Regions from separate parts of the Homo sapiens genome. Here region 2 is linked to region 1. A link is a loop called in an ENCODE intact Hi-C map of the cell type or tissue named here. Cell type or tissue: chondrocyte. All regions are shown on one strand.

Evidence for each region. Hi-C counts contacts between places; a loop is a spot of excess contacts. Peaks named below come from ENCODE experiments on the same cell type or tissue, not always from the same donor. Only the 100,000 strongest peaks of a DNase experiment are listed, where the experiment ranks them.
Region 2: a loop joins it to region 1, with 2.4 times the contacts of the local background. A loop is called at or near these places in 2 of 110 quality-filtered maps.

Annotation. Positions count from the first base shown.
Region 1 is chr11:35,081,655-35,084,154 of GRCh38, forward strand. It overlaps LOC105376627 (a long non-coding RNA gene), which reads left to right and starts at 1,179. Exons shown (of 4, transcript XR_931194.2): 1 at 1,179-2,500. RefSeq lists enhancers at 1,257-1,376, 1,727-1,876. In chondrocyte, CTCF peaks have their summits at 1,011 and 1,211; DNase peaks (open chromatin) are centred at 817 and 1,147.
Region 2 is chr11:35,361,314-35,363,813 of GRCh38, forward strand. All of the region lies in intron 1 of SLC1A2 (solute carrier family 1 member 2), which reads right to left. Among named protein-coding and RNA genes, the nearest start is that of SLC1A2-AS2, 56 kb to the right of the region's middle. In chondrocyte, CTCF peaks have their summits at 1,548 and 1,748; no DNase peak of the experiment used is centred here.

The sequences.
Region 1 (2,500 bases):
ACTTTTATTGCCTGCCTCTGCCACTAGAATGGAGGCTCCATGAGGTCAGGAGCCTGTTGTCTTCATTGCTGTCCCCTCAATCTTTAAAGCAGAGCTCGGTACTTAGTGGTTACTCACATCATATTGACTAATTAAACAAATGAATGTTCCCAGCTCCCACCAGCCCCTCCTACCTGTTATGGTCAATATCATGTCTTCTCTCCCTCAAGGCTCCCTTTTCACCTCCTCCTTTTCCTGGCAAAGCAAACACAACAAACAAAAATCTGCAAGATGCTGGGAGGCCAAGGCAGGTGGATCACTTGAGGTCAGGAGTTCAAGACCATTCTGGCCAACATGGTGAAACCCTGTCTCTACTAAAAATACAAAAATTAGCCAGGTGTGGTGGTGCGCGCCTGTGATCCCAGCTACTCGGGAGGCTGAGGCAGGAGAATCACTTGAACCTGGGAGGTGGAGCTTGCAGTGAGCCAAGATTCCACCACTGCACTCCAGCCTGGGTGACACAGTGAGCCTCCACCTCAAAAAAAAAAAAAATAAAAATAAAAGCAAAACAGAAAAACCTGCAAGATGCCATAGTGCTCCCTTCTCAACTTCATGGAAATTCTGAAATATATATGGGATTCATTTTTCCTTCCAGATGTGCGATTTGGAGGGTGGAGTGTCAAAGGAAGAGAACTGGGGGAATTCTTGACCTGGCTGGGCTCTTCTTTGGCCCCAGCTCCCCGTTCATCCTTCACCTCCCTCCCATCCTGGCTGCTCACATTCCTATGTGGTGAGTTCTGCTCCTCAGCAGTGGAGCAGGGGCTGGACTGGGCAGGGGAGAGTCGCAGGCTCCATGTGTCCAGCCTGCCCTGGTGGACTGATGGTGTTGCCCAGGAAAGGCGTGCGAGGCCACGGCTTCTGACAGCCGCAATCTGGAGTTGCTGTTAGGTCTGATTGAATGATTGACACACCACAAGCAGAAATCTAGAACTCCAGAACGGGTCTGGTGGAAGGAGCCAACTCTGTTTGCAGTTTCCTCTTCTCACCACAGCACAGTGTCGGGTTACCACGGAGATAGGGAGGAACCTTCTGAGACCTCTCCAATGGTGGGTGGCAGCCACAGTCAGCCAGGGAGGACTACACCCAATCCTTGGCTCCGCCCCTCCTCCCACACCCCAAAAGAAGCCACACAGCTAGCCAGAGAGGGGCTGCCTCTGGAATGCACACCAGGGCTTGTCCACACACACTCCCCGGCCCTCTGCGCCTCTTTAGGGAGGTTCCTGCTGCTGGATCTGCTGCCTTCTTCACCTTGAGAGTGCATTTATGTAACAAGAAAACACCTGGGTGTTTTCACAGGTAGGAAGAGATTGGCGGCTGAGCTGTTCTCTCATTTGGATGCAAGGCTGTGAGATGGGGCCTCTGTTGGCCTAGAGGTCCCGAGAAATTGGGAGGAGAGGTGCCAGTAGCAAGCCCCAAGGTCGGGGTTCCTCCTCTAACCTCTCTGTGGGGTGGAGGCATCCACACCAAACCTTAAGAGGGAGCAATGGGTCTAACTGCTAATTCTGAAGGTGAGCAGGCCCGTTTCCACATGCCAATGTCAAAATCCAACCACAGTTTGACAAGCCTTTGGGAACATCCAGTAATTACATAATAGCACTCCCAAACATGACAAGTGCTTTCATCTTTACAAAGACTGTCGTGTTTGTTCTCACTCTCCTCCCCATATGAGTTGCTTCTCTTTCTTTCCCCTATTTTGCAGATAAGAAGGTGGAGGCTCAGGAAGGTAGAGTGACTTTCTACTACTAAAGAACTAGCAGGAAAGTATTTCAAATTCAAGTCTCATGACCCTAAATGCAGGGTATTTCCCAGTGGCTCATGGTAAATGAGTTCCTTAAAAATGAGCCACGCTGAGGCCTGAAACTACAGGGCTTACTGATGTGGCTGCAAGCTGCAGCTCTAAGCCAGAAAGGGGACAAGCTAAGGAGAAGAGGAACCACCTTTGCACTGGCGGACTTCAGCGTGTCTCACGCATGCCGAATGTTTACATGTGTTCCCCACTTGGTATCCATAGCAACTGGCAGAGGTGCAAAAATGCTTCATTGGTATTTGTAAGAGGATGAGAAGAAAGCCCTCCAAGATCCTCTTTCTCCCAGTGGGCAGGGCTATTTCCATCCATGGCTTCGTGACTTCTCCCAGCAGCCGTTTGGCATGAGGATTTCAAACAGCAGGGAGCCAGTGAGTCCACCGGATAGGTATTTGAAATGTACTGAATGGAAAGCCCTCATCTCCTGCTCCCTCTTCCAGGCAATTATTCATGGAGTCAGGAGAGGATTCTGTTATTCAAGGAGTCTCCATAGTAAGGGGCTGAGAGATTGTGGTTTCTAGTCTTTAACCACAACATTTAAGGCGTGGCTCCATTTTTCTTATAATTTCCAAGTGTACATCATTACCTAATTCTCCCTGAAGAATCGAAATTGCTTTATGATGCATATGTATTAGTGATGTGAGCTGAGGTTCGGAG
Region 2 (2,500 bases), 280 kb after region 1:
AGCCATACCCAAAGTTACCCAGAACATGTTAACTTTTTGTTTGTTTTATTTTTCTTATGTAAGAACTATATAGATGTATGGATTTATTGATCCAAGGAACATACTCTGAAGCAATAGTCTTCTATATAAAGATCAAGCTCCCTAACATAGCACACAGGCCCTCTGTGTCCAGGCTGGCCTCCCTCACTTCTGGAGAAGGCCTTTGTTACTCGCTCCTCCTTTCTGCTTCCCCCACCCCTTGTCAGGCATCAAAATCTCCCATATCATGGCAATCCTTTAGGTTAAGAAGAGGGGACAAATGGGTGAGAACACAGAGGACTCTGAGTCTAAGCCACAGAGTTGGATTTAGTCTTAGGGTAGAAAGGAATAAAGGCTTTTGTCAGCTGGGTACGGTGGCTCACACCTGTAATCTCAGCACTTTGGGAGGCCTAGGCAGGAGGACTCCTTGAGCCTAGGAGTTCAAGACCACCCTGGACAACATGGCAAAACCAAGTCTTCCACAAAAATACAAAAATTAACTGGGCATGGTGATGCCTGCCTGCAGTCTCAGCTACTCCAAGGGCTGAAGTAGAGGATCACTTGAGCCTGGGAGGTTGAGGCTGCAGTGAGCCACGTTCACACCACTGCACTCTAGCCTAGGTGATAGACACAGTGAGACCCTGTCTCAAAAATAAATAAATAATTAAAGACTTTTGTCATCATATTGGTAGGATTCAGGCTGCTATATAGAATTATTAATCTGACCAGAGGTTAGCACAGAGAATGGAGCTTCAGTTCTCACCTGGTATAGGCAATGGTGGAGATCGGGCCAGGGGACTCTCCAAACTACCATCTACCCCAGACAGCAGATGCCCAAGATGTTTTGCATGTGGCCTGATGCAGAGCTCTGCTCTGCACAATCCCCGCAGGTGTCTGGATCATCTAGACACACTCCTCACCATATCTGTGGCTCTTTCATAGCTGTCTCTGGCCCCTCCCTGGGCCATTTCAATCCCAATCTGAAATTTTCACAGGAGATATAACATCTGAGAGAGGACTGTTCTTCAGTTGGTTCCTAATAGCAGCCATAGATAAATATGTTAAAATAAAGAATCCTGTGGCCTGCAGTGGACATCTTTTGGAGCACCACCTGAGATTCCAATCCTACTTTCAACACTCATGAGCTGTGTGGCCTTGGACAGATTATCTAACATCTGTGAACCTCAAATACTTCATTCATACAACAGATGATAATAATAATAACTATTCACGGGACTGTAGTGAAAATTAATTCCATCAATACATGTGAAAGTGCCTGGAATGTGGCATGCAACATATGGTAACTATTATGATTATCCTTACTATGTTGTATTTGTTCATTCCACAAAAATTTCTTAGGCAAAACAACCATTGACTTTATGAGCCTTAAATGGCCTTTGAGCAACTTTGCTTTTGAGAGTCGCCATGGGAATCCATGGCAAATCCACAGCAAACTGGATTTTCAGGTCTCATGTCTTAGCAGCCTGACTACATCCAACTTCTAGTTGCAGCATCTACTCCCCCTTTTGGTGACATTTATCACTTTAGGACAATGATACTAGCTAATCTTCACTGAAGACTTACTATGTGCCAGCCACATTCTAAATGCTTCACATTTGGCTTGTTTGAATCTTTCAAAAACCTGATGAGGTAGCACTACTATTATTCCTATTGGGGACAAGAAGAAGGCACAGAGAGACTGAGCAACTTGCTGAAGTTCACAAAGCAGGTCAGCGGCAGACCCTCAAAGTCGGACTCCTGAGCCAATGCATGTTACTATTGCACACCCTGCCTCTCACTGGAGAGGCTTACTGTCTCTCTAGAGAAGGGGAGGTGTGCAGCATGAATGTCATAAAGGATGGGAAGTGGAGAAGCCAGGAGTGGCTGCAGGTGAGGTTCAGAAAGCAAAACCATCTTTTGGGTGTTGTGTATTCTGCCCCAGATGACAATTTTGGGGTTGTTCCAGACCGTGGATGTCTGAGTAGGAGGCAGACAGCAGGCTGTTGCCTGGTAGTGGGGAAGGAAGGGCGGATGGCTTGGAGCTTGGGACACAGCTAAAGTTGCTACAGATGCCTCTTCTCGGTTGCCAAAGGTTTTGTAACTTACAAAATAGGGAGCTCATTGGAGGGTTTCAAACCTCATTTGGGGTACAGGACCAGAGAATGCCTTCAGATCTCTCCAGGCTGTCAAATTCCAGGATACAAGTTCCCCCAGGGACATCTCTAACACATCTGGCTTGGTCTCAAAATGACAGAGGAACTAGCACTTAGAGCACTTTCTGTCAGCCAGTTGCTTTATACTGAGTTCTTCCAGCAACTCTCTGCACGGAATTATTATTATGTCCATCTTCTTGATGAGGCAAAGAGAGAGAAAATAACTTGCTCCAGGACACGTGGCTGACAAGGTCTGGAGCTAGGACCTGAGCCAAAGAAAGAAGGAAGAAAATGATATCTGGGTGTAGTACTTGGTACTCAATAGGTGT